6 separate regions of the Homo sapiens genome follow, and regions 1, 2, 4, 5 and 6 are each linked to region 3. The links are chromatin contacts, found by Hi-C or POLR2A ChIA-PET in ENCODE. All regions are on one chromosome and are shown on one strand. Each heading gives the region's core, a stretch centred on a gene start or an enhancer-like site at or near the end of the contact. The rest is flanking DNA. Distances are from core to core; before and after follow the strand shown.

Region 1 (4,639 bases), core at 1,859-4,358, 530 kb after region 3:
TGTGAAACCAAAATAAAATTATCAATTCAACTTAAAAATGAATACCAATAAAATTCCAATTCAAAATTATTTCACTGATGTTTTGCTAAACTAAACCCCTGGTAGCAATACAGATGTAGTACCGACCTCCATGGCTATGGCATAGGTTCTTCTTAAGCTGAGTAGTTCCTGCACTGCCGTGTGCTGGATGAGGATTCAATTCTCTCTGCTTATTTTCTTTTGGAAGTACTGTGAAACCACCATGAAGCCCTCTTTCCTATAGTGAACTGGGAAGTAATTTGGCCCTAATGTATTACATGGTGTCTGTTCTTATTAGTCGAAGACAATAGTATTGTTGGCACAATAAGATTGTAAACAAAAAAACAAGGAACCTGATATCCTTTCCAGATCATTCACCATGTACTTCTATTAGTTCTTCCTCTGTGACTTACAACAATAAAATTTTTAACAATCAGAAATTGTGCCTGTGGTAAAAAGGAATTTGAAAAGGAAAAAATATAAAAAAAAGAAATTGTGCCCAGCTTCTCCACTATCCAGACTGAGAAATATTCCCTTAATTCAGGATTCTTAACCCAAAGGCCACAATTCCTTTTAATTCTGGGGGTTGGGGAACTTGGTACCACATACTTTATGTTACGTCATTTTGAGAAGGGGTCTGGAGGCCTCACAGGAGTGCCATGATATAAAAAGTCAGAAACCCCACCTAGGTAATCAAAGATCCAGAGGTGTCTGGGGATCCCCACCCAACAGAACCCAAGGGATGGCATGCTGGCAGTCAGGGTAAGGTGCCTTGAGGAAACCTGTGAACATCTGCACAGAGAAGAAAGCTGGCCTCCAGGCAAGGTCTAGGAAACGCTCTTCAGGTGTGAGCCAGCTCTCTCCTGAAACAGACTTTCACTGATAGCCTTTTCCCACATATATTCAACCAAGTGCACAACTTTGTCTAATTACAAGGAACTACTCCCAGGCTGGGCTGGGCTTTGTACAAGTATCAACAGGCCTTATGACAACCCTGCAAGGCATGTGCCACTACACCCATTTTACATGATGAAGTATTGAGGCCAAAGAGTAAAGTTAATTTGCCCAAGGGCATCAAACCAATGGGTACTGGAGTTGAGGTGTGAATTTGGTCCTGCCTGGCTTCGTTCCTCCCCCTTTCAGCCATGCCTCCTCTCCCATAGGGGGCTCCCTTTTGGGGTTCATTTGATTCACCTCACTTTTGACAAAGAAGAAAACCTAGAGACCCAGATCACTATAGCAATTTAGTGTCAGAGTTGCCTCTGGACTCAGGCTTCTAAAACTCCTCATTTATTGCTGTCCTCTACTCTACACCAACATTCTTGCTGTTTTAGGATAAAATTCAATCTCCCCCAAATCCAAGTGATTTTGCAATTTCATCAGGACAGGCCTCCAGCAAGTACTGCTTTCAGCACAGTACTTAGCCTATACCAGTATCAATCAATATTTGTTAAATACATTCGGAGAAATGCATTAAAAATTTATGATACGAACTTTAGATCAAATCTGCAAACAAATACCTATTGTGTGAGTCAAATTATATTTTTGTTCCCTATAATCACAACCTTATTCGCTCCTTCTTTCAGTCAATTGTCCAAGGTACCCAAGCAAGCACTGTGAGTTTCAAAGACTCATGTGATGCAGGTCTGGTCTCAAAGGTAACACAGAACCAAAAGAGCAAAGAAAACTACAATGCAGAGGAGAAAGGACCCAGAGAAATACTGACAAAGTATCAGTGACAATGGACGAGAGCGATGACCCCAGGAGTACTGGGGGAGACCACTTAGTACTTCACAACATTCTTTGTAGCTTGGCATGCAGTTCTGAAACTATGTTAGATTCTCCCTTTCAAAATCTATCACCCAATTCTTTCTTGAAAAACGTGAGTCAAAGTACAGCCAACTTTGTGGCTGTCCTATTTGAATTCTTGGCATTTTATGAGGAGAGTTTTAAAACAGGTTAATTGGAAAAGTCAAGAACTAAATACGACGATTTTCGCTGCCCGGGTTAAAAAATTACTAACTGCCCCCGCCCCACCCCCCCACCCCCCAAAAAAAATTCTGTACCGAAAAGCATTTATAAAGGGAAAATGTGCTTGGTTTGCAGACTGCAAATAAAACAGGTTAAACATTTTGGGTAGCCATTTAAGTAAAAATCGTTTAACAAATGTCCTGGCTTAGAAGGGGGAAAGGGATCCGCCGGTTTAGAAAGCCCGCCCCCGCCCCCAGGGGGTGCCTACGTGGAGCTCCTGAATCTGGCTCTGGAGAACCCAGAATGTGATTCGCAGGACCTGTCGCATAATTTCACAACCAAGCATTCTTGCATTCTTCTTTGTACCTGAATCGTAGAAAGTTCTGGAAAAAGCTAGGAGTAAGTGATTGACATTCCCTGCTGTTCCTTCAACATAGAGGGGTTCGGTGCTGGGTGGGCAGACACCACCAAACAATGGGGATGCCAGGAGCCCGGTACGGCGGCAGGAGCAGTACCCTGGGCTCGGGGGGATGTAGAAGCCCCATTCCACCCCTAGGGGACAGAACCCAGTAAGGTCGCCCTCGGTGCTCACCACACTCCGGGCAGAGGGGGCCCTGAGACTCCGACCCCCACCCCAGAGAGAGCCTGCCGCTGGACGAGGGGACCGACGGCTGCTAAGAGGCGGATTAGCAGAAACGCGAAACTCACAACCCGCCTCTCTCCCAGAGAAACCAGTATGGAGAAATTAAAGGTCATATAAGATTATTTACCTGCCCCGCGGGCCTGGGATCCCAGGGCATGGCCTGGACGGCCTCGGGGACAAGGGCAGGTGTGTTTGGGGGATAAGAGAGAGAAAATCTGGGGCGCAGGGATGAGAAGGCTGGCAGGGGCACAAATGCGGACCGGGATGGGGATGTCGGAGGAGACCGGGGCGCGCCGGCCGGGCGACAGCACGACCCCGGGAGGCGGTGGAAACCCCCTGCAACTCCCGCCCCGGGGTTGGCGGCGCCGCGGAACCGCCCCACCGCCCCTACTCACTTGAGTCGGAGGCGGGAGCACGTACCGCAGGCGGAGCTAGCGAGGCTGGGCTGGAGGGAGGGTCCAGGGAGTCCGAGATCCCAGGCGAAGCGCGCGCCGGTGCCTTTTAAAGAGCGCTCGGTGGGCGCGGCCTGTGTCCGCCCCGCCCTCCTCCCAGCCCCGCCCGCCGGATTCCCGGAGCCGCTTGCCGGGCTGGGGCGTGTAGCGGGCGGGCTGCCCTCTGCCCGCTCCGGGCTAGCCACCAGGAGACAAAAGGCAGGAGGCCCGCCTCTTCCTGCAGCTTCCCGCCCGCCCGGCATCTTCCCACGTCCCGGGACCGCTCCCTCCCAAAGGGACCCGGCAGTTCCAAAAGCCACTGGGACTTGGAGAGGGACTTCCTTCCCCTCCAGGGAGGCCCGGCGGCGGGACGGTCCCGCTGGAAAGTGGCCCCCGCCGCCCTGCGTCGGACCTGTCCACCGCGAGCGCCGATCCCCCTCTTCGCGGAGACAGTCATGGGCCGGGAGGCTCCAGCAGTAGAAAGTCAGCCAAACGGGGCTTTCCGCCACCTCCCCCTTGCCTTGTCCTTGTCAGTAAACTCAACGTGATTAACTTCCCTAGTTAACGCATATTCTCTCGTCCGATTTCCAGCTTCTGGGAATCCACAACTTCTTATTCTTAAAGAGCAAAATTCATCTAGACTAAATAAATGACGTTACGAAAACGCCCCATTCCCAAAGTGTTTCGCTCTTCCCCTCCACCAGGGCACAGCACGCGATGCTGAGGGGGAAGAAACCTAAACCCAGGCAGAAACCCCGGGCGCCACAGGCCCTGTATTTATATGTGTTGATGTCAGAAAAGCACAAGGATACCGTGACATCCGAAGGGACCTAATGCCTAAGCTACAGGATGATTTATTGTTTTAGATGAAAAGGAAAATAAACAATGCAATCTCTATCTGGTTCATATTCTAGGCCTCCTCATGACCTCTCCTGCCAGAAGCAATGATCCCGGAGAACTGATACTTGCGGAGTGGGGAGTTCAAAAAAGTCAGTGACCAAAACCCCCTCATGCCATAAATGCTATTGCCTCCTCTGGTCCAGAGTTTCTCATCCTCCACACCATTGACATCTTGGGCTGGATAATTCTTTATTGTAGGGGGCTGTCCTGTGCATTGTAGGAGGCCTCCACCCACTAGATGCCAGTTGCAACCTGCCCCCGACGTTGTGACAATCAAAAAGTCTCTGGACATTGCCAAATGCCCTCTTGGGGAGAGGGCAGGGAGCACATATCCGCATGACAACGTACAGAACCGACTTATAATATTATTATTGTTTTATTTTATATGCTGGGGCCAATCCAGGATAAACTCATTATAGCTGCCTTGTTCTCTGTCCACCAAGTACTGTCCAAAAACACATAGTGGTGATTGACATCTCCTGATACTGTGGCAGGAGTCTGGAAAGCATTCTTGCCTGCTGTGAGCTTTTCTAAATATGGGCAATCCTTATTTCAGTGATATCAGCTAGTGTAAGTGACTTGACTCACGGGCCAACAGGAAAATTCAGTCCCTCAGATTCTACATTCGCTTTAGCTCAGCTGCTTACAATGTTTATTTTTTCTTGTATAAGTTTGC
Region 2 (4,825 bases), core at 102-2,601, 710 kb before region 3:
GCCAAAAGAGTATCCACTAGGCCACACTGCCACTCAGCGAGTTAGCAGGAGCAGCAGGATGCAAATCTAGGTATAAGCAGAGTGTGAGTTTGGTGGTATGAAGGAAACACTGGAGCTGAACAAAAGATCATTGAAAAATCACTATTCACCTTACACTGAGGCCAATCTGCAAAATATTTTATCATTTATTAAACAATTTAAGCACTGAATCACAGACTATTTCCGGTACAAAATATTTAATAATGAGTGTATCGTGTGTGTGTGTGTGTGTGTGTGTGTACGTGTGTGTTTAAAGACAGGATTACTTATCGTTAGGAATAGGTTATTTTCCATAAAAAGGAAGTTTGGGCATATGGTACTGATTAAAAATGTTACTATGGTATATATAAAATAAAAACAGAAAAATACCATCAGTTTGAAATCATATGAAAGAAAACATGGCATTTTTTGCCTAATCAATGTTTATTTACAAAATACTCTGCAGGTATTCACACCTTTTCTCCTGGAATTTAGAATGCAATTAGTCATACAACATAAACCTAAAGAAAAAAATTACAAGCGTAGTAAAAATGCAACTTGTTTAGAATTTTGAAAATTGTGTAGAAAAGAGTTTCACACAATTATTCAGCATGAACTAGCTTGTTGTTATCAGTCAACAATAACCAAAAAAGTCAAATGCCTTCATGGGAGGAACATTTCAAGGTAAACTATAGTCAACTGAGATTTTTTAATATCTCAAGCTCAAAAGCAAGAGCATATATCCGAAAATCAAGTATTAATGATTTATTTATATCTCTTAACAGTGTTGTGGCAATTGAGGGAAAGGAAGGAGGTAATATGAAATGAGGAGATAGCTAGATGATATTTATGGAATGCATATAATTCAGGCATAATTATTTTCATGTTGGTTTTATGAAAACTTATAGTACATTATAACTAATCATGTTCCAGAAAATGCAAATAAGATAATAGTTGAGAAGGAATAGACATCAAATGCTTCTTTAATAAACCACAGCCATTTTCTCTAAGCAGGGAAAATGCTTTAATTGAATTTCATCTTATTAGAAAGACATTATTTCCTCCAGAGTCATAAAGTATATACAAGGAAGATTAGGAATTGTGCCTGTTGGGGCTATTTTGTAAGCACCACAATCTACTGTGGTGCTACTGTGGCTAGCGTAGGTAGAAAAATGAATTTATTGAAAGATATTAGACAGCTCAGAGAACTGTTGGGTGGGCTGAGGAATAGTCTCAAGATTAGCCCCTCCGGAACCATTCCTCAGAACCACACCAAAGAACTGGCCTGAGCAGGAAGTTACCATGGCCACCACCACCCCCACATTAGCAAAAGGAATGAATCATCCCCAGTTTGTTTCTTGCTACAGTTCACCTCCACGGTTAAGTCTCACTTCCGCCTCTAACTTACAAAACCATAGTTACACATCTGCAGCTTAGCCACAAGGGAGTCTGAGAATGCAGATTTTTTTTTTTTCTTTTCAAATTACCCTTGGAAAATGGAGCTCACAATGTGGAGAAGTATCAAATGAATAGAGGGTGTTGAAGGCATGTGGAAAATTTGGTAGGCAAAATTCTAAGATCTTCCACTATCTCCACTCCCTGATGTTATACCCAAGATTAGTTATATGGCAACAGGGATTTTGTAGATGTAATTAAGGGCCCTAAATAGTTTACTTTGAGTTCATCAAAAGGGTGATTATCCTTGGTGGGCTTGACCTAACCAGGTGAACCCTTAGAAGAGAATGTGCCCTTTCTGAGAGGAGATTTGAAGCATAAGAGAATTTTCCTGCTGGTCTTAAAGACACAAAGTCCACAAGATCGACAGCTGCAGGGAAACAAATTCTGCCAATGACCCCATGAGCTTGGAAGAGGGTCCTAAGCCTCAGATAAGACCCCAGCCCCAGCTGACACCTTAATTTTAGCCTTACAGGACCCTGAACAGAGAACCTAGTTATATTCTACCCAGAATTCCAACCAACAAAGCTATGAGATAATAAGCTAAGTTTTAAGCCACTAAGCTTGTGGTAATGTGTTATGCAGCAATATAAAATTAATCCAGGCAGCTACCAATGACAGGCATCTCTGAGAGTTGTCATGTATCAATGTTGGATAATAAATTATCCATAATCTTGTTAAGCATTTCCAAAAGGCAAAATAATTATAGTAAAGGTAATTTATATTTTCATAACCATTGTTAACTTCTCTTTAGGTACTATTCAGTGGTTACTCTCTGGTATAAACTGAGATTTAGAAATAAAAAAAGAAAACAGTTATTTAACAAATTTTTTGTACTACAATGTATTATCTAAATATGTGTGTGTGTGTGTGTGTGTGTGTGTGTGTGTGTGTGTGTCCAAGAGCTTATTACTATGGTAAAAATTAAAATATAAGTTTGATTTTATAACACCCATAATAAAAATATCTATCAGGAAGGACAGCTATAAGAAAAAGAAGGAAAATAAGCAAGTTAATAAGGAGGCAAACCAACTTTCTAATTGAGGAACAATTTATCACATGGTTTCATGCAGCTTACATTCTGACTAATTGATCATAATTTTATCAACCACGAGGTTAACAAGTAAAATATTCCTGGAATAGAAATAGACATGCTCTTACTCATCTCCCACAGCAGTTTCTTTAATGACATCTAAGAAAACAGCACAGTTCTAAAAACAATAATTACAGTCCATTTTAAAAAATTAGTTGAAATTACTTAGGTAAGGCTGTCTCATTTTAGAACAAAAACTAACTATGTAGTTTTTATATCAAGTTGGTTTAAAGCCCAAGACAAAACAAAGCAAAAATAATATGAACAAAGCCTCAAAAGAAGTTATAGGAGATCTATGGGAAAATCTATACTTCCCCGCTCAACTTTGAAGCTTGAATGTCCTATCAACCTGACATTTAATGACTTGTTTTGAGAACAGAATAATAATTTGTGACCCTTATTCCTAAGCAAGACATGCTAAAGATTACTGCATCTTGAGATGTACGAATTTCTGTATATTCAATCTCAGGAGACTCTATAACTCCACCATCCAAGATTAGCAACTAATTGCCACTAGTGACATGTGGCTATTTAGCCCTTGAAGATTGGCTAGTCCAAATTGAGACTGGCTGTAAGAATAAAATACACACAGATTTTGAATATTTAGTTTGGAGGGGAAAAACTCATTAATAAGTTTTATATTGATTATATGCTGAAATAATATAAATTATATTATTTTCACATGATAGTTAAAATACATTAACAACATAATTCATCTGTTTTCTAACTTTTTAAAAAATACGGCACCATGAAAATTTAAAACTTTACACATTACATGTCTATTGGATAACACTGTTCTGTAACATATGAAAATTCCACAGTTTTGTTTCAGAGATTCCATCATCACTTATGGAATCATGTCTTACTAAGCTATTTAAAGAATATCCCTTTGGCCAGGCGCAGTGCCTCATGACTGTAATCCCAACACTTTGGGAGGTCGAGGTGGGCGGATCATTTGAGATAAGGAGTTTGAGAACAGCCTGGCCAACATGGGGAAACCCCATCTCTACTGAAAATACAAAAATTAGCCTGGCATGGTGGTGGGTACCTGTAATCCCAGCTACTCAGGAGACTGAGGCAGGAGAATCGCTTGAACCCAGGAGGCAGAGGTTGCAGTGAGCTGAGACTGCACCACTGCACTCCAGCCTGGGCAACAGAGCAAGACTCTGTCTCGAAAAAGTAAAAATAAATAATAAAGTATATTCCTTTGTTGAAGGGTCTAAGACTGTGCCCTTGTCTACACATGGGCTAATACAATTATTCCTGCAGAGGATCTGGTGGTTTTTACTATCAGCCACAACATTGTTCTCAGAGCTCTGGAATGGAGTAGAAATGGCAAAGACCCTCCCTCCAGGGGCTATAGTAGATGCCCCAGATATTCTTGCAGAGGCTAAACTGAAAGCTATGGTAGTCCTTTTAGTTTATGTGCCCTAACATGAATCAAAATACCATCTCAGGGCCCAGTATGGTTTCAACACATAGTTTCCCATCTTCAGATACAAAACTGATAACAATGATATAAGAATTATTTTTAATAGGGAATTTAATGTTTAACTATTTGACTCATTTCTCTCTTTGGTATCCAGAAATTTTTATTTCATGGCATTTAATACAGTCAACTTTGGGTCAGGCCCATAGAGGAAAGTCATTCACAATTTGGGGGAGATCCCCAAATACAAGGACATAGTGTTTGAAATTAAAGACCCAGGGATGGTTGACACCAAGGCATGGGCACAAAATCGAGAAACAGTGGCAGATAACAGTTTAAAAATACCAGTGTTTAGTTTATATGATAATTTATATCACAAATAATGGGAAAGCCTGAGCAGGCTGTCATGAGATTGCAGTCTCTCCCTGTTGCTCTTGTGGAATTTTCTTTCCAAAGAGGCATGAGACGCCTTCACTCTACACTAATGTAGATGATTATCCCACAGGCTAGAACGCCCATTTGCCATTTCTCACCTCTGTGCAAGATTCCCTAATTTTCTTGATCCCAGTGGTAACCTGGGCAAGGTCTTTGGTAGGATCAAGAGGAGCAGCAAAGAGAGGAAGCTGAAAAGGGAGAGAGAAAGTTACCGCTGAAAAAGAAACACTTGAGCTGTCACTATTGAAATTCATTTTTCTGTTTCTTCTTTGTGTGAAAAAAGCAGGAAGACTGAGAAAAGAAGATATTTTTGTGACTTCTGTAATAAAATAATTTCCCAGTCAGGCTCTCACACTCCTCAACCCATCAGATATGTGCCTTTCAGGTGTTTACCC
Region 3 (4,485 bases), core at 282-2,781:
CAAAGCAGTGTTAGGTATTTCACACTGCGAAAAGGCCTGTGGTGGTACAAATGGAGAAAGACCAATGATCCTCCGGATAAGAGAAACTTCTTCTGATGATAAACACTCAACCACTGATATGCCATTCACCCCTGCATAATAACTAACTAAATCTGGTTGTTTCACACTAGATATGAGCAATTTTACATTCTGACTATGTAGATGTTTCATTATTGCTTTTGTCTTTTCCATAATCCAAAATTGAGATGTCTGAAACTGTGCTTCTGAATTTAGAATAAACTCTGATCCAGAAGTGGAAAAAAGAGGCTGAATGGTTTCTGTTACTATCACCATTCGCATGTCACCATCTGCTGGGCGGTACACAGAAAAATCTTTCTGAAGCACAAGACCAGCTATGATCCTGGAATCTGAAACAGGAAGGCCAGTGACACCAACATTCAACTCTACAAAATGGTCATCCACTAACTCAAATACACCAATCCCACTTTTACAAGTCATACACTTGAAAAAGTAGTCACACATCAACTGTGAAATAAATTTATGATTATTTCTTCCCACTCTTCCACAAAAGTATGCTTCTAAGAGCAACTCTAAAGAGCTCCTACACAATGTTCTCTCTTTAGCAGACGAAAAGATAGACAAAAAGTGTCTACTTAGGTACTGGTCCATAATACCGTCTAATATTTGTGTCTGAAACGTTAGGAGAGCCTGGGAAATAAATTTCCACCGAGAACAATTTTTCCAATGCCTTCCATGGGTTTGAATGTTTTCACACATCAAAGGATCCTTTTCTCTGTCTGTGATTGCATGAAGTCCTCTAAGCAAATGGCAAAGAAAGATAATAAATGTTTTTGCACCATCTCCTGTTTTTTTGAGATGACTGGAAACACAGTCCACTATCATCCTGTACAAAAAAGAAATAAAGCAACTCATTTTCAGAAGGCTGGCTTCCCACATCTTAAAACCATGTTTACACAGCCATAAGCATAAAATGAGAATATTGTTCCTTGGATACATCCTTAGTTTTTTCCTTTCTTGGAAAAAACTCTGCTCTATTCCAAGATTCCACCGTTGGGTGGAGTGGGGAGAAGTGGTCTTGAGAATTGGTAAGATTTGGGGTGCAGGAGTGTTCCCTTGGGCAGGGCTCTAATTCCGAGCATACAGCGGTTTCACCCGAGGTCAGTCTTTCTAAGTACGCATCGCCTCAGGATGGGACAAGAGCTCCACAGAGGCTGCCTGGGGTGCCCGGCTACGGGTTAGCGTGTGGGACGCGGGTACCTGGCTATGGGATGCTCTAAGTGTAGCGCCTCCAGGAGGCGGCCTCCATTCCGGCTGAGAAGCACCTCGCCAGTGGGCTTCGTACACAAAACTTGCCGTCCCTCGGGCCCCACGCAGCAGCTCACGATGGCTTCCAGCACCTCGGCCACCTGCAACGCCGCCTTCACAGACCCTGCAGCGGCCATAGAACTTAACATATCTGGGCCGCTTCCCCTTTTTGACCAGCTTGCAGAACACCCGGGCCGACCGAAAACAGGGGTGGGAACGGCCGGAAACGGAATAGGCGGGGAGAAAACCCGGAAGCCAGGAGTCGAAGCCGGGGTAGCACGGCTTCTTGGTTGGGCGAGAGGGCTGCCCTTCTGTCCGCCTGGTGGAAAAGCCCTGCAGCTTTGCCAGGTGGGGTGAGCTGGCCCGTTGTACGCGAAGGCAGAAAAAACAGACTAGGATTTCCAGCAGCTGTGCCTGGAGCGGCAACCCTAAGCCCCTCCCCGGCTCCCTAGGTGAATTCATCTCCCTCCAGTGGCGTCCGCTGCCCCCAAATCCCTTAGTCTCCCGAGAAACTTTCTTCCTAAGTCAACACGGTAGTGGGGCCTGCGTGAAGGAGAGGGCACCCCGGTTGGAACTCTGCTGGCTTTCATCCCCTGCCAGAAGCTGCTTTTTCCGGGGCAAAACCTCTGCCTTGGATTCACGCATGTTCCTGTCCACATTCCCCACGAGTTGCTCTCCTTACCATAACGGAAATAATTTGTAGATGCAGGACAGGTGAGGAGAGCCTGGCCACAGCCATGAATTGCAGGCTTTATGTCTGCTGCAGAGGCTTTACCACATTTCCTAGACTCAGGTATCACAATAAAACTCTAGACACCACAAATATATTAAGCAGAAATGATGCGAAGTCTCTATTTTTTGAGATGGACTCCCGCTCTGTCGCCCAGGCTGGAGTGCAGTGGCGCAATCTCGGCTGACTGCAACCTCCGCCTCCCGGGCTCAAGCGATTCCCGTGCCTCAGCCTCTCAAGTAGCTGGGATTACAGGCATACGCCACTGTGCCCCGCCAATATTTGTATTTTTAGTAGAGATGGGGATGTCACCATGTTGACCAGGCTGGTCTCGAACTCATGACCTGAATGATCCACCTGCCACGGCCTTTCAGAGTGTTGGGATTACAGGCATGAGCCGCTGTGCAGATTTAAATCCATTAATCACGTCGGTGATCAACAGTATGCTTTAAAACACATGGCCAAGGATTATTGTATATAACCCAAAGACAGAAAATACTGTCTCTTATAACATTTTTTTTGTTTTTTAAGAGATGAAGTTTCACTCTGCCGCCCAGGCTGGAGTGCAGTGGCGAGATCATAGCTTACTGCAGCTCCGCATTCCTGAGCTCGTGATCCTCCTGTCTTAGCCTTCAAGTCGCTTTGTGCCTCACTACGCCTGGTTATTTTCTCTTTTAGTAGAGACAGGGTCTCCCTGTGTTGCCCAGGCTGATCTTGAATTCCTGGCCTCAAGTGATCCTCCCAACTTGGCCTTCCAAAGTTTTAGGATTACAGGCATGAGCCACCTTGCCTGGCCTAAAACACAGGCACTTGAGAGCATGGGCTTTGGATTCAGACCTGGATTTGCTCTGTCATTTCCTTACCTGTGGCATTCACCAAGTAACCTCTTTGATCTCTGCTTTTCTCATCTTTAAAAACAATGGGCCTGCCGCAGTGGCTCATGGCTGTAATTCCAGGACTTTGGGAGGCCGAGGTGGGAGATCACAGGAGGCCGAGAGTTCAAGACCAGCATGGCCAACATAGCAAAATCCCGTCTCTACTAAAAATACAAAAATTAGCTGGGCATGGTGGTGCATGCTTGTAATCCCAGCTACTCTGGAGGCTGAGGTATGAGAATAATTTGAACTCGGGAAGGGAGGTTGCAGTGAGCCAAGATTGCACCACTGCACTCCAGCCTGGGCGACAGAGCGAGACCTTGTCTCAAAACAAAACAATCCCCGCCAAAAAAACCAGTGGAGATAACATATACAAAATAAAAATCTCAAGAGGTTTTGAGTAGGTGGAGAATGTTCACTAAACACTTTGCATAGTGCCTGGCATAGTTAGCACTCAACAGATATTTATATTACACCTGTTAGAGGAAAAGGGTCCCAATCCAGACCCCAAGAGAGGGTTCTTGGATCTCATGCAAGAAAGAATTCAGGACGAGTCCATAAAGTGAAAGCAAGTTTATTAAGAAAGAGGAATAAAAGAATGGTTACTCCATAGGCAAAGCAGCCCCAAGGGCTGCTGGTTGCCGATTTTTATGGTTATTTCTTGATGATATGCTAAACAAGGAGTGGATTATTTATGCCTCCCCTCTTTAGGCCATATAGGGTAACTTCCTGACATTGCCATGGCATTTGTAAACTGTCTTTGGTGCTGGTGGGAGTATAGCAGTGAGGACAACCAGAGGTCACTCTCGTGGCCATCTTGGTTTTGGTGGGTTTTGGCTGGCTTCTTTACTGCAACCTGTTTTATCAGCAAGGTCTTTATGACCTGTATCTTGTGCCAACCTCCTATCTCATCCTGTGACTTAGAATGCCTTAATCATCTGGGAATGCAGCCTAGATCTTAGCCTCATTTTACCCAGCTCCTATTCAAGATGGAGTTGCTCTGGTTCAGATGCCTCTGACGCACCCACCAAATTACTGGAGTTGCTCTGGTTCAGATGCCTCTGACGCACCCACCAAATTACTGTGGTAGGTCACCACTCTCCTGGTTTATTATTCCCACAAGTGATATTTTGTGAGATGCAGAAGATTCAACTAGCATAATGGCACAACATACATCATCTAGAGTCGAAGCATGCCAGTATTAGCAAGAAAATGATCTTGTAGATGTTTCACGAGGTTGGACAATGAGGGGCCGTTTTCCTTAATCCTTATTGCTATGAACAAGATAGGAGGAACCGGCAGGCCCTCCCATCTTTTTCTCCCCAATTAATAAAACCAAACCAAATGACAGCCAGAAGCAACTGGACCCTGAGCAGAGAGCAAGAATGGGAAGAAAGGAGGGTGGGGGAAAACCAGAGAGGAATGATGTCTCGGAACTCATCTGATGTTGACTCAGTATGGACTAATAGGTGATCTGAGGGGGGAAAAAAAAACCCTTTCATATGGATTTCGTATATGTTTAATAGTAGGGTTTTTTTGTGGTGCTACTCATAA
Region 4 (4,425 bases), core at 1,762-4,261, 560 kb before region 3:
CCCTCCAGAAATGTGCATAATCCTGTGTCATGAGTCTGACTTTTCTCAATTCTAGAATGGGGTATGGAGAAGGTAATCTTATCTAGACCTCAGGGGCAGGTGACTCAGCTATCTGTCACTCAAGTGATATATAATGATTCTGCTGAGGCTTATGTCATGTGATTTGAAGGATGCAACAAGAATTTCCTAAACAAAATATCTAATATTTCCTCTTGGCTTGTGCCAGAGCCTGAAATCAACACCATCATCATTCTTTCAGGGTGAAGCATGAAAATCTTCCCTTAAAATACAATCATACTCTGACACTCATTAGGATCACTACTATCAAATAAAAAAAAAAAACAAACCCAGAAAACAACAAGTGTTGGCAGGGATGTAAAGAAGTTGGAACTTTTGTGCACTGTTTATTGGGTTGTAAAATGATGCAGCCACTACGGAAAAGCGTGGCTGTTCTTTAAAAAATTACAAATAGAGCTACCATGTGGTCCAGAAATCCCATTTCTGGGTATATTTCCAAAATAATTGAAAGCAGGATCTCAAAGAGATATGTGAACACTCATGTTCTTAGCAGCACTATTCCCAATAGCAAAGAGGTGGAAGCAACCCAAATGTCCATTAATAGATGAATGGATAAACAGAATGTGCTATGTACATGCAATGGAATACCATGCTCCCTTAAGAAGGAAGGACATCTTGTTATGTGCTAAGACAGAAATGAACCTTGAGGACAGTATGTTAAGTAAAACAGGCCAGTCACAAAAGGACAATAACCATACGATTCCACTTATACGAGGTATCTAAAGTAGTCAAATGTATAGATATGAAAATGCAGAATGGTGGTTACCAGAGTTTGGGAGGAGGGGGAAGTAAGGAATCGTTTAATAACTACAGAGGTTCAGTTCTGCAAGACGAAAACCTTCCGGGGATCCATTTCATACCATTAGAGATAAGCTGAACCCTACAGAACTGTCCACTTAAAAATGGTTAAGATGGTAAATTGTATATGTTTTTTAACCACTATAAAAGTGCAACCATTTTCTGTATAACAGGTCATCTTAAACCATCCTCCTTTACACTTTGTTATGAATTAATTTATCAGATTAGCTTCATTCTCTGAAGGACAGATGTGTCAGTTTTTATAAAGAGGAGAGCCAAAAGGGTGTTAGGAAAGGGAGGCTCAGGGCATCATAGAAGTCTCTGGGCATCTGGGAAGATGACCAGGCACAGAAGCTAGGCAGCTAATGGAGAGTGGAGTGGGGACTGCAGAAGCATGAAAGAGAGCGGGGCAACACAAAGACATGAGAAAATGCACTAAAAATACATTTTTTCTCATATTTTCCCTGAAGCTGCTATCCTTGGGTGACCTCAAGAACTTACAGGCAGTGAAAAGTTGCCTTTGCAAAGGCTGCCCTGAGAGACACTCAGAATAACACGGCTTGAAGGGCCCTTCTGGCAAGCGCATCACAGCTGGGTTTCCAGGACCACAAAGGCAGACTGAAACTTTCTCCATTAGCTGTGAGTGTGCCCTGCTGAACCTTGTGGGCCCAGATGGTGCTTATTTTTAGGCACCTTCGTCTTTCCATGACTAACTGGGAACAGTAAAGTATGGAGCTGGGTCTAAGAGCCAAGGCAAAGTCTCTATTTCAGGAAAGCATTACAGCTGGGGAGAAGCTTTGGCTCAGCAGTCTCCTGGGTTCCTGCCCCTCTGTTAAAAGGAGAGACGTCTGTTCACCTTAAGCACAAACGGGGTCATGGACTTGGGGCTGAGGAAGCCCTGAGAACATATCAGTCCCAAATAGCTACAGCTGGTGCAAAAGGAGACTGGGCAAAGAGCTGCTGCTTGACTGTTACCCCGATGCTGCCCCGATGGGATGATTCTGCACTGATGGGCTTTCAGCACTTAGTCCTGGCCTGCCTGGGCCACTCATCCACCCGTGGGCAGGACTCCAAGCCTCCAACTTTCATGACTCTTTGCTCCAGGCCTTGCCCACACTGCATCAAGGCCAGCCTAGCATGAAGCTCTCATGTCCTCAGAAGGCACCTGGCAGAGAAGCTCAGTGTGTGCAGAAAAGAAGTACAAGGTTTTCTGAGAGTTCACTGAGTAAATACAGTGACACACATATAGACTAAGAACCTCAGTCCATTCACTTGGGTATGCAAAAAATTGTGCATTACCTACTCTTCCCATTCTTGAAATCACTATAATTCTGACTCCAAGCTCCACTCTCGCTGGACCTAGAAGTTAAACCTACGCTTTCTTGGGTTTCCTCCTGCAAATATGTAAAAGTCCTGGGGTCTTAACTAGCTTCAAGATGGGGAATGCCCTCAAGGTGTCAGTTGCGGGTCCACACTGGCTGTGGCTGAGACACCCATTATCCCAGGTTCTGCTGCTTCTTTGCCAAGACTAGAAATCTCAGATGAAACAGGGGAACACAAGTGGGAGAACCCAAGCCTCCTACAGGTGCCCTTCCTGTCAACACTTCCCCCCTGAGGCCTTCTCACAACCTGAGTAGGGTACAAATTCTGAGGGCAGGATCTGTCTCTCCCTCCCAGTCACCAGAAATCTCTCCTTCCAGCCTTATTGTTTCTCATATGGCCTGTTCCACTCCAGCCCCCTCCAGGACACACTTCAACCATTTAGGATCTTAGGACAGAGTCTTGAATTTCATTAAAGCTTTTTCTGCTTTCAACCCTGATAAATCCCTGAGATAAATAATCACAAAGCTTGGCCAACATTAGGGGTTAGTATCTCCATTTGAAATAAAGCACAGGTAGCTGAAGTGATGTGTACCATGTGTTGGAGGCAAAACCTAGACAAAGAAGCCAGGTGTGCTGATTGTAGGCAAGTGTCCTGTCCAGGATGCCACCAAATTGCAAGTCAGAGAGCATGCAGCAAATGCTGGCTTTGGAACTAGCAGGCAAGAAACTGAAGGCTCACTTGTGTTTTATTATCAACACTGGGGAAGCTGAATAAAACCAGCTAGTGGTGGGCAGGGAGCCAGCATTGGCTTGATTAGATCTTCACTCTGTGGTTACCAGCCAGTGCCATCCAGGGAGAGCCTGAATCTGGAGGAGAGGCTGTGCTGCCAGTGCAGCCAGCACCTGTGTTTGACTATTTCTACTGCTTGTTTCAAGCAAACAGGCAGTGACGCAAGAAAGGCAGGAAAGAGGACTCTCTGAGCCTGGCATCTGGTGAGGCCAAGTTTTACTGAGCATGCACATTGCTTTTCTACCATCTTGAGGATAAACCACTTGCCCCTCGGTCAGAAGCTCTCCTAACTAGAAGATGTCTTATTTTGGAAACAAAAGCTAAGTAATGGGTTGACTCCTTGGTGTTTATCTCTCTGAAGTCAGCTTCATATATTTGGGGGCTGGAAGGGATTAGGAGACAGGACTGTTGGAAGCTACATCAGGAAGGTGGCTCTATTTTCTGAGATGTCCTCTGACTTTTTTGCAGAGCATCTCACTTCCCTCTGGACACCCCCACCTTCTTGCACCTGGCATCACCACACTGCCTTGCTCCCTTTCTCAGGATGCCACCCAGACCTGAACTTTCCGGCCACTGTATCAAGCACAAAAATGATACTGCCTTCATCATGCTCATCAAAACTGCCATTTTCTGGATGTCATGCTGTGTAGAATGGGGTAGCAGTGGTGAATGGGCCCACATAAATAATTCATTCTAAAACATGAGCCCTGCCAATATTGTTATATAAAAGAAACTTTCCAATGGAGTATAAACTTTACCACAAACTTGAGAATTTGTGTCAGCTCTGTTCGCTACCATGATTTGATAGAAAATTATCTCATTAAACCCAAAAAAACAGGCCAGTAATAATAATATGGTTGAAAATGAGCCTCAAGAGAAATATTTAGTAACATTTGCCAAGTTTGGAATGTAATACATTATTTTGCTATTGTTGAAATCCTCAGCAATAATAACAATGTTGAAAAAGTACTTTCTCAGAAGGGCTGGTAATTTCATAAGTTTAACTCTAATGTATTTGTATACAGAAAATGAATGATATATTGAGCTCCAAAAGAAATAAGGCCCATGGGGCAAAAGGGATATGATCAGGGGAAGGTCAGGTCTTTACTAGACAAGAGGCCTGAGATAAAATAAACATGGTCTTGTGCAGAATTTTTTAAATTTCATGTAATGAGGGTTGTGGAATCAATTCCATGAGTTTTAACCAAACTTCTCTTTGGTATGAAATGGAAATGCAATAAACTATACCACAGATAGTAAGGTCAGTATACACATGTATATAATATATACGAGTTTGAATAATATAAAATGTAACTATGACTGAGGATTGTGGTTTAAAATGTTTGAAAGCAACAAGTTCAAGGCACTGGTTTTAAATTATTTTTAAGCTCAGAATTTTTATGTGGAAGCTTAATATGTAAAATAGATCAAAACAA
Region 5 (5,053 bases), core at 1,163-3,662, 640 kb before region 3:
TGGTGTGCTGCACCCATTAACTCATCATTTAGCAGTAGGTATATCTCCTAATGCTATCCCTCCCCACTCCCCCGACCCCACAACAGGCCCCGGTGTGTGATGTTCCCCTTCCTGTGTCCAAGTGTTCTCACTGTTCAATTCCCACCTATGAGTGAGAACATGCAGTGTTTGGTTTTTTGTCCTTGCGATAGTTTGCTTGCATTATTTAATTTATATGAAGTTCTAGAAAACTAATATAAAATGAAAAACACTCAGAAGACTTTTCTGGGTAATCGTGAGTGGTTTACTGAGAAGGGACATGAGTGAATTTTACAAATATACAGAGAGCATTTACACTGGGAAACAGGACTCCAGATCCAACAATCTTATTACACATTCATAAGAATGGTGGAAAGGAAGAAAAAAAGCCGGCACAGTTCTGTCTGTTTATCTGTTTATCTAGCTTGAACTCACCTTACAAAAAGGTTGTTGTCTATTGCATTGTTGTACTTCCTGGAGGGGAAGTTAGAATATGAATAAACAATGATTTTTTTTGTTCCATAAGAGGCTATGGTCAGATATACTCTGGCCAATAAATATCCTTCCGTGAATAACAATAGGCCTTCCTCTTAGTCCTTTGAAAGACAAGAGAACAAGAGAAAACAACAACTCTATGACTGACAGGTCCACAGAATAGCTCTGAACACCTGTGCAGGCTGGCCTGGAGGTTCAAAGTTCCATTCAGGTGCACTTTTTGGAAAATCTATGTAATCTGACTCTCTCCGTCTCTCTCAAGGTTAAAAATACTTAATTTCATATGTAATTTCATATGTAATAATAGTAAATAAATTTTACTATTTATAGAGTTTTTAATTTGTGCCATGAATTATCTCATATGACCTTCCCAAAAATCCTATGGTGGATAGGGGTGGGAAATGAGACTCAGATAGTTTGAATAATTAGTTCAAATTTGCCAGGCTAGCAAGATGTAGAGCCTGATTCCAACCCACGTAATCTGACTCCAGAGTGCACATTATTAACCACTGGCGAGTCAATTGACGCAATGTAGAGACCTAGGGAGGAAATGTCAGCAAAGCGTGAGTATCCTTCCTTATGGACAGTCTTAGCCAGCAAGCTAAAAGAAATGCAGCCGACGGATTTTGGCCCAAAACTGTTCAGCAATCCAATGTCTCTAAAAGATAATGAAAACAAAAATGAAGTCTACTTTTGTTAGAATGAAGAATGACTGGCCTGAAAAACTAGTGGAGATATTTTTAAGTCAATAGATTCAAAATCAAACTATCAAAGGGAGCTCTGCATGTTTTCAGGCAACGGGAGTAGAGTGAGAGGTGAGGCTTGAATTTTTAAATGGTATTCTCCTTTATTTTAGAATATTATTATTTTTGCCCCAGTTTTCATGAAGAAAAGAGATAAATGTGTACTATTTCATATTCTTACTGCTTGCATCAGACATGAATTATCGGAATTTAAATGCCTTATGTAATACACAGTGGATTAGTGTATTTTACTACTTTGATGGTGTTTTTTTAATATAAATTCAGACACATTTATTTCCTATCCCTGAGACAAAAGAGCTATTGATAGAAGCAGAACACACATGTATGCGGATGACTGTTTATACAGATATGGTATAAATCTATATTTCTATCTTATCAAAATACAGACTTCTGACAAGGTTAGAAAGAATCGGCCATATTAAAACTATTGCCATCAAACACAATGTTCCAAGACCCCTAGGATAAATAATAACAAGAATAAATATTTTTTTATAAAAATGAACCCCTTGTCTATGATTTTGGATTTTTTTTCAAGATCGTATGTATCAAAAGGATTACAAGAGGCTAATGCCATAATCAGCCATATGACCTTGGGTAAATCACTAAGATTCTTCTTATCTTAGAACAAGGGAGTTGGAGTCAAGGCTGTGACTCTGAATTCTTCAGTCTTGTATATTCCAATATGGCGTGGTTGGGGTGAGAGGTACAATTTAGAGACTTTCCATGTGTTCCTTCAAACTCCTCATTCCATTTCCCCATTCTGCATGGAGGCACCTACAACATGGTAGAGGTTGAACCAAGTGAGGCAGTTGACATCTCTAATAGTTTGCCACTAGCATAGTATCTGTGTTTTGAAAAGTCATTGGACTTTGGAGGTATGTATTCCAAAGCACCATGTAGCTGGAACTGTTTTGATAAATCTTGTAAAAAAAATCCCAATTGAGTAGCAATAGGGAAAAGCATCCAACACTTACAGGAAGCTCCAGCTGATTGGGGATAAATGAGCTCTGTACTCAGCAACAGCTGCAACAACAGAGGGCCGAGCCTCGGTAGGTGGACATGCACAGAACGAGCTGAGCTGGGGCCTGGAATTTCCCGAAATGAAATCCAAGAACTGTTTAGGTTGACCTTCTCTCTCTTAACACAGTTGACCCTTAAGAAATAAGAGATGACACATCCCAAAGCACACCAAGTTTTTACAACCGCAGCTTAAAAAAAAAAAGGAAAAGTTGGAAAATGAATGGCAGTCCTCTTGCAATTCTGGAAGAATAAACTGGTTGATTTGACTGCCTTCTGTTTGGGGAATAAGCAAAGCGATTATTTAAGAATCATATATGCTGGGGCTGCTGCGGAATGCAGAGTTTCTAGAAAACAGATTTATCTGTCAATTATAAGCAGGCTTCCTGCACTGCAGGACCTGCTTCCACATAGCAGTCAGGGTTACAGTGACATAAAACAGAACACCATGAACTGTATTTAGAAAGGCTGATGTAAAAAATGCAGTGGGGAGGAAGATTGAAATGTTTGCAGAAATATAGATAAGCAGGCACAATATAAATGAGGAAATATGTTTTCTTCCCCCAACAGCATGACAGCCTCAACAGTATTTTCCAGGGAATTGAAAAAAGAATTTTCTTAGCAGGGAAAAAATAAAAGTGGTCATCTGCTGGCTAAGTATATAAAGACACATCTTAAGAGCTTTCTCTAAAGTAGGTTTCTCACGTGAAAAATGAGGCTGTTATGAGGTACAGCCCCTCAGTTTACCCATTTCCATATAGCCTAAAATAATGGGGCTTAGTGTGATAGAAAATAGTGGCAACTAAAAATATCTGTCGCAGATAAGGTTTCTCTTCTAGCCATGGCTGTGTCAAGTTACGTGGTCTTTGCTTTGCTCTGCTGCATTCTGATAACATACACTTAAGTAATTTTGTAAAAAAGCTATGCCTCACTTTCATAAGCATAAAGGAAATAAGATCAGTCATGAGGAACATCTGGCAGGAAGTTCATGGAAAGGGAATTCACCAGAATTATTCAACTGGGAGGGGCCTTGGAAGCCATTTGTTCTAGGTTTCCATATGTTGGCCTGAGGAACTATGTACTTTGTTATGTAAAAATCACGGAAAATAGAGGTCAGAGATAAAGTGAGTTCTATTTTCACAAACAGAATGTCTATAGATATAATGATTTTCATAAACTACCTTACACTGAGTGTGACAACATAAATAAAAGAACAGCAAAACTCAAAACAGTTTTGTTTTTTTGAGTCAGAGTCTCACTCTGTTGCCCAGGCTGGAGTGCAATGGCACGATCTCGGCTCACTGCAACCTCCGTCTCCTGGGTTCAAATGATTCTCCTGCCTCAGCCTCCTGAGTAGCTGGGATTACAGGTGCCCACCACCATGCCCGGCAAATTTTTGTGTTTTTAGTAGAGATGGGGTTTCACCATGTTGGCTAGGCTGGTCTTGAACTCTTGACTGTAGATGATCCACCCACCTCACTTTCCCAAAATGCTGGGATTACAGGGGTGAGCCACCACGCCCGGCTAAAACAGTTGTCTATGATCAATATTGTTTTCTCTCTTCAATTCACTCCAGTGTTTCTCTTGGTCCCCACACTAATAACTGCCTCATCATGGGCTCTGATAGTCATGTTACCAAATGCACACTCAGTTCTCAACCTTCATTTACTTGACCTATCAATAGTATCTGGCATAGCTGATCATGGTCTCCTTCCTGAAACTTGTTCTTCATTTGGTTCTGGAATATCACACTCTCTTGGTTCTTCTACTTCCCTACCCTTTCTTATTGTCTCTTCATTCTTCTTCTTCTATGTAACCTCTAAATATTGAAGTGAATTTATAAGAACTCTAAGTAATTCATCAGCTTAAGGAAAAACAAAAAGAAAATGACTAATTATGTATAAATTGGATATATTGGGAAAAATATTTTTTAGCAGGGAGTCCTTTTAGTGGCTGTATCTGAAAACAAGGTCATGAATAGACTCTGCTCCCACAAACCTCTAGGAAAGCAGACTGTTCTTATAATCATGTGACTTTTGCAATTTGGAAAGCAGAATAAACTTCTCCCTGGAGGCCCTTTATCTTATTCAAATGTTAGAACTTAACCACAGGGTGGCCTTAAAATTTGGAAACATAGGCACATGTTTGCCATTTTCAAGTGACTAAATCATGTCGTTAGTTGATGGACTAGGAGAGGCGGTCCAGAGTGATGATTTAAGGCTGGTGCACTACCTCATTGCACCGCAGTGGCAGGGTTGGATATCTAGGGTGCACCTTTTTTTTTTTTTTTTGAGATGGAGTTTCACTCTTGTCACCCAGGCTGGAGTGGAATGGTACAATCTCGGCTCACTGCAACCTCTGCCTCCCGGGTTCAAGCAATTCTCCTGCATCCAAGCGATTCTCCTGCCTCAGCCTCCCGAGTAGCTGGAATTACAGGTGCCCACCACCATGCCCAGCTAATTTTCGTATTTTTAGTAGAGATAAGGTTTCACCATGTTGGCCAGGCATGTCTCAAACTCCTGACCTCAGGTGGTCTGCCCGCCTCAGCCTCCCAAAGTGCTGGGATTACAGGTGTGAGCCACTGCGCCCGGCCACATTTTTATTGTAGTTTTGCACAGCACATGGAACTACATATTGTGGATGAGGCTAACACAGTGAACACTGTATTAAAAGAGAATATCCAGAAACTACTTATGTGCATTTTCCTAAGCTTGGAGATTTTATAAGCACCCTGTAGAATCCTCTTCCACTGAGCAATG
Region 6 (4,927 bases), core at 290-2,789, 630 kb before region 3:
GATTCTGAATGAAAAGCTCTGCTGGCTCACAAACAGATGCTCTAATGTTTGGGAGAATGAATTGAGAGAATATTCAGGGACGGTCCAAGATTGCTGCAAGGATCTGTGTGCTAAAATCTCCTTCTGCGTTGGTGTTATATTATGCTGCCTCCTTTTCTTGGCATTATTCACTGTTGTGTCCATAGGGCTGTATGCAGGAAAAGGCAAGTACACTTTACTTAGAGGGCATCTTCTGCCTGCATTTTTGCAGACTTGGGGAGGCTATGCCAAGTCCACATGCTGTAGAACAAACCACAGGACTCTGTTAACCACCTCTGTAGTTTTCCTTTTACAATTCTGAATTCTGGACTTAGGAAGTAGTCTTTGATAAAGGAGGGCTCTAACTGAGCAAATAGAATGAGAAAATGCAAATCTAGGATCTCCCCATGGACAGAATGGCTAAGGTTACAAGGAACAGGAATCCCCAGCACAACCTTCATTATTAATCTGCCCCAGCTTATAAAATGCCCTTTTCCCCACTCACAATAATCATTTCCTTCAGCTCATGCTCCACTACCGACAACACACCTGTGATTGCAAATCTATAATAACAGAGTGTAAATTTCCCTGGGGTATCTCAAGGTATTCATCTGTTGGCAAAACTGTGCTCTCCTCTGAGACTGTTGTATGTACACAGATATTTCTGCTCACATGAATTACAGCATTTTCCATCTGGAAAAGGCCTTGAAGATAAGCTAGGGAAGCTTCTTGTTAATAGATATAGAAACAGGCTCGGAAAGGCAAACTAACCCCAGGTTACAGAGCCAGTTAGGGATAAAACCTGAACTTCAGTTCACATCCTTTAGCCAAACTAGGATTGCCTTGATCACTGATACTTTGTCAACAAAGCATTTTTTTAAATAGATTTAATGTTTTAAAGGCAGTTTTAGGTCCACAGCAATATCGAGGAGAAGGTACGGAAATTTCCCATATACTCCGGCCCCTACACAGCCCCTCAGTCCTTTTAAGTGCTTAGTAACTCTGGGCCAGTTCATGAAGGTTAAACCAAGTTAATACCCCTTCCCTGTCTACCTGTCAGATATTTTTACAGGATTAGATACCAGACAGGAGATGATATCCTATCAGGGTCACATTAGGAAGGACTTCAGAAATGGCCCATTCTCCTGCAACCAAAACTTACTTGTTTACTTCTCCCTCAGCTACTAATCCTATTTTCTCCTTCTTGGGAATAAATCATGTCTCCCATTGGCAATATTAAGTTTCCTTCCTAAATTCTGGAATTTCTCCACCTCTACTTTCCTGGGATCTGCCGTACACAGTCTCTTTTAGTGCATAGAAAACCTACTGATTATTTTGAAACAGTCCATGTCTTTTTCTTAATATTTATCATTAGTTTTCTCACACAAAAGCATAGGTTACTTCGGGGTTCTTATTAATCTGTAGTTGTATTTCATCAGTCTCCTACAAACAGATGACAAAAATGTCCACACTATTCAGTAAGTTGAACATTTTCATTGCGCCCCATTGTCCCAGCAACGAAAGCACATGTTCAGGATGAGTCATCCATTTCCTGCCAAGAACAATTGGCAAGCATACTGTGGCTTCCTTTAGTTTGTCACTTCTTTGTCTCAGCCATTTAATTTTTAAATCTTGAATCACGGTGTATGATTTTAATCAAATCTGTAATTATTATAAGCAAATAACTTCTTTAGTTTAAAGACAGAGGTTACATGTGAAACGTATATATAAGCAATTCAGGAATTTAGCATTGCCAAGTAATGATATGTGGCTTAGCCCTGCTTGTTTTTCAAGAAGCATCAGCATGGTTTGTGGTATTTCCTCACTGCCTAACTTAAGATGGGGCATCTTAAACATTATTTTGATGTTATATCCCTCCAAAACTTTGCAATGTTAGCTAGTTTAGTTTTGATGGATGGAAAAGTCAAAACAGCAAGTCTAAGGTCATGAGGCGTCAATGAGAGAACAAAGAGTATAATCTATGTGAAGGGCAACTAGCAAGAGACCCAAAATCTAACAACAAGCAGATCTTGACACCTCTCATGATAGATCCTTAAATTGTCACCACAGTGTTCCCTACTTAACCCAGTTTCACCTTCATTAATTCCCATGCCCCTTTCCCTAAGTTTTCTCAGACATCAAGCAGAGCCTTCCATCTCACCCGGCCTCTCAAGAACTTCACTCTCAGCATCTGCCAGAGTCTACCTTCCTCACTTCTACCCTCCATTCCCAAAGAGCAAGAAGGTGGATATGTGCCAGAAAAAGGCTAGAGATCCTTTACCTCAGTCTTTTAATTTTTAATCATTGGAAAGAGAAGGAATGAGTTACAGGAGAAAGAATAATGGATTTGGTGTCAGAAACCAAGATGAAGTCTGATTCTGCCACTAATCACTCTGTGACTTTGAACCACTCACCAAAATGGATTAATCTCATAAAACTTCGATATCCTCATCAGTAAAGCAAAATAGCACACTTGTTTACTGTGAGGTGCAAAATTCGTCAAATGCCTTTATAAACCACATGGTGCCCTGTGAATGTAAATAGTATGATGTGGATTCCTCTAGCACTGATGGCGAAGTGGCACTGAAAGGGCTTCTTAGGCTTCATAAACGCCTACACAAAAACCGGTCTTTATGCCCTCACTTTTCCCTAGAAGTCTTCATTAAGAGAAAGGTGAAAGAACCCGGTATACGTGGGCTAAATAAAAGAAATTTATTGGAAAATTTCTTTCTACTCTGTAATATATATATTTTATTTTAAGATAAATAGTTTAAATGTCCTGTTAAATAAAACTGATGCTTTGGGAAGCTGTGATATGTTTACCGCATGGCTTTTTGTGCCCCTGGAACTGCGCCCCATGGTATCCTGGGTTGTAGACCTCTCCTTTCCCCATATGTGTTTCCATAGGAAGCTCTCAAAAGCTGTATTATAATCATCTGATTACTGGTCAGCCTCTTCCTGACAGGCACTTTGCTTTACATCTTGTTTCTTCCTAGAGCCTAGCATAGTGCATGGTATATTTTAAGCATCCTATAAATATTTGCTAAAAATAATAAATGAATTAACTTTCTCTTTTCTTTTTTTTTGAGATGGAGTCTCGCTCTGTCCCCCAGGCTGGAGGGCCGTGACATAATCTAGGCTCACTGTAACCTTCACGTCCTGGGTTCAAGCAATTCTCTGCCTCAGCCTCCTGAGTAGCTGGGATCACAGGCGCCCGCCACCACGCCCGGTTAATTTTTTTGTATTTTTAGTAGAAATGCGGTTTCACTATCTTGGCTAGGCTGGTCTTGAACTCCTGACCTCGTGATCCGCCTCGGCCTCCCAAAGTGCTGGGATTACATTTTTTGGGAGTAACTGATAAATAATGCCCTAATTACTATTGACTTCCACTGATAAAAACTGAAAAGGCAAAGTGAGAGACTGAAGAGTTAAATGGCTGGGCCAAAATTCTAAGTCCAATGCTGGCTTTGAGCTCTTCCATCCAGTGCCCAGACACCTTTCCCTGATCCTAAAGAGCCTGCCTCTCAGCATAAATATTCACTTTATCACTGGTATGCCTGTCTTAATGTATAAACACTATTGATGGTTTACTCTGTGCATTTAATTCCTATAGTCCGCAATTATAAATATAAGAGACTTTGTTCCAGTTTTTGTTCTACATTCCACAGTGTCTGTGTCACACACGAATTTCCCTTTGAAACCAATGAGCATTCTATGCCAGAAGATATCCTGGGGATGGAGGAGGAAGGGAGGGAGGGGAGAGAGAGAGAGAATCAGAGTCACCATCTGTTGACAATACTCTTGTGCAGAGCCAGTTTTGAAGGTTAATGACATGTCACGCATCCTCCAGCGTCTGGTAACAAAAATAGGCTGCTCTCCCAGAATTCGTTAGGGAGTTGTGGCCCCATGGAAGATGTAACTTGTCAGCCAGCACTCCAGTAGGGTCCAGGAAGACAATTTCTGCCAAAAGCTGGATGAAATTTAATGGAGATCCAGGAAAAACAACTTTTACTAAAATTCAAATGTGGAAGTGATCATTTTTCCCTGAGGCCAGTAAAAAGGCTATAAATTATTGACTTTCCAAAATGACCCTGCGTAATGTTTATAAGGAACTCTTGCATTTCATCGCAATTCTTCAATATACATCTACTCCTTTCTCTATTTCTTTTCAGAAAAATTAAGATTGTAAGCTTGTAATGCAAACAGGTCCAAGGGTTCACCAAGGATCTGCCCATGGTTTTTTTAGATGGTTAAATTTTTGGCAGTGCAGCTGATCCACGGCAAATCTGGGTCTCAGCTTTATTGACAGCCTACTGTTTAATGACTCACTTTGCTGTCTCATCAAGAATGCACCCAGTGGAAAGGCTACACCTTCTCAAGTGTAATTGCATGCTTTCTCCACATCTCTTCTGGGCTCTCTTTAATTTTCAAAGCCCCACTGAGCAACCTTTAAAAATCTGAGCCCTTTCCCACCTGGTGCTCGATGCTTTAAGAGGAGGTGACTCTGACTGTTTTTCTGTTAACCTAAGAACAAACTGTCTTGTCCCAGCATGGAGTAGAGTGGCTTGAACAAGGACGTGTAAAAAGAAACAGAGCAAGGAAACTGAAATACTTCCAAGCTCTTCTGCATTCTGTCTTTATAGCATGACATCATTAATATTGTTTGAAGTAAAGTTTTTGGACTATAGCTCTGCCTAACTTCAAATATAAATGTAAATTACAAACAAAAAACTAAATGAGTGTTTGATTACTTGCCAGCTTGGAGTATCCAATCCTCTCTTATTCAAGAGCAGAATTAAAAATAAAAGTTTGGTGGTATGAGGTGCTAAAATGATCACTCATATAGAAGTCAGGAAATTTGGGCCATTTTCAGGTTCTTCTTGGGTGACTTTGTATAAATCACTAACTT

Evidence for each region. Hi-C counts contacts between places; a loop is a spot of excess contacts on that map. ChIA-PET counts read pairs that join two places held with the same protein, here RNA polymerase II (POLR2A). Pooled maps may share reads with other maps.
Region 1: a loop to region 3 is called in a pooled map, with 5 times the contacts of the local background. The contact joins the promoter of CSRP2 here to the promoter of BBS10 in region 3. A Hi-C loop is called at or near these places in 10 of 50 pooled maps.
Region 2: a pooled map shows a loop between it and region 3 (5-fold over the local background). The contact joins the enhancer-like site here to the promoter of BBS10 in region 3. A Hi-C loop is called at or near these places in 1 of 168 maps with a recorded cell type or tissue (HCT116), 14 of 37 single-sample maps with no recorded cell type and 11 of 50 pooled maps. POLR2A ChIA-PET finds 5 or more read pairs at or near these places in 1 of 52 experiments (HCT116).
Region 4: a map with no recorded cell type shows a loop between it and region 3 (2.6-fold over the local background). The contact joins the enhancer-like site here to the promoter of BBS10 in region 3. A Hi-C loop is called at or near these places in 1 of 168 maps with a recorded cell type or tissue (endothelial cell of umbilical vein) and 1 of 37 single-sample maps with no recorded cell type. POLR2A ChIA-PET finds 5 or more read pairs at or near these places in 2 of 52 experiments (OCI-LY7 and PC-3).
Region 5: a map of HCT116 shows a loop between it and region 3 (7-fold over the local background). The contact joins the enhancer-like site here to the promoter of BBS10 in region 3. A Hi-C loop is called at or near these places in 1 of 168 maps with a recorded cell type or tissue (HCT116) and 4 of 50 pooled maps.
Region 6: a map of HCT116 shows a loop between it and region 3 (11-fold over the local background). The contact joins the enhancer-like site here to the promoter of BBS10 in region 3. A Hi-C loop is called at or near these places in 2 of 168 maps with a recorded cell type or tissue (HCT116 and mammary epithelial cell), 1 of 37 single-sample maps with no recorded cell type and 8 of 50 pooled maps.

What each region holds. Positions count from the first base shown.
Region 1 is chr12:76,875,911-76,880,549 of GRCh38, forward strand. CSRP2 (cysteine and glycine rich protein 2) reads right to left here and starts at 3,109. Exons shown (of 6, transcript NM_001321.3): 1 at 3,028-3,109. LOC124902971 (a long non-coding RNA gene) reads left to right here and starts at 2,449. Exons shown (of 2, transcript XR_007063380.1): 1 at 2,449-2,740; 2 at 3,978-4,639. RefSeq lists silencers at 2,869-3,298, 3,329-3,378.
Region 2 is chr12:75,639,845-75,644,669 of GRCh38, forward strand. The region is part of intron 8 of LOC105369844 (a long non-coding RNA gene); the gene reads right to left. Among named protein-coding and RNA genes, the nearest start is that of KRR1, 130 kb to the left of the region's middle. RefSeq lists a silencer at 2,411-2,611. Within about 2 kb of position 1,352, at least 5 of the 41 ENCODE cell types and tissues checked have a DNase peak (open chromatin) inside an H3K27ac peak, as active enhancers do; they include HCT116, where a contact is called at or near this core.
Region 3 is chr12:76,346,884-76,351,368 of GRCh38, forward strand. It overlaps BBS10 (Bardet-Biedl syndrome 10), which reads right to left and starts at 1,532. Exons shown (of 2, transcript NM_024685.4): 1 at 1,279-1,532; 2 at 1-904. The coding sequence starts at 1,475. RefSeq lists enhancers at 838-1,787, 1,788-2,737, 1,884-1,933.
Region 4 is chr12:75,781,725-75,786,149 of GRCh38, forward strand. The region is part of intron 1 of LOC105369844 (a long non-coding RNA gene); the gene reads right to left. Among named protein-coding and RNA genes, the nearest start is that of PHLDA1-AS1, 250 kb to the right of the region's middle. Within about 2 kb of position 3,012, at least 11 of the 41 ENCODE cell types and tissues checked have a DNase peak (open chromatin) inside an H3K27ac peak, as active enhancers do; they include PC-3, where a contact is called at or near this core.
Region 5 is chr12:75,703,832-75,708,884 of GRCh38, forward strand. The region is part of intron 1 of LOC105369844 (a long non-coding RNA gene); the gene reads right to left. Among named protein-coding and RNA genes, the nearest start is that of KRR1, 190 kb to the left of the region's middle. Within about 2 kb of position 2,413, at least 12 of the 41 ENCODE cell types and tissues checked have a DNase peak (open chromatin) inside an H3K27ac peak, as active enhancers do; they include HCT116, where a contact is called at or near this core.
Region 6 is chr12:75,721,297-75,726,223 of GRCh38, forward strand. All of the region lies in intron 1 of LOC105369844 (a long non-coding RNA gene), which reads right to left. Among named protein-coding and RNA genes, the nearest start is that of KRR1, 210 kb to the left of the region's middle. Within about 2 kb of position 1,540, at least 14 of the 41 ENCODE cell types and tissues checked have a DNase peak (open chromatin) inside an H3K27ac peak, as active enhancers do; they include HCT116 and mammary epithelial cell, where a contact is called at or near this core.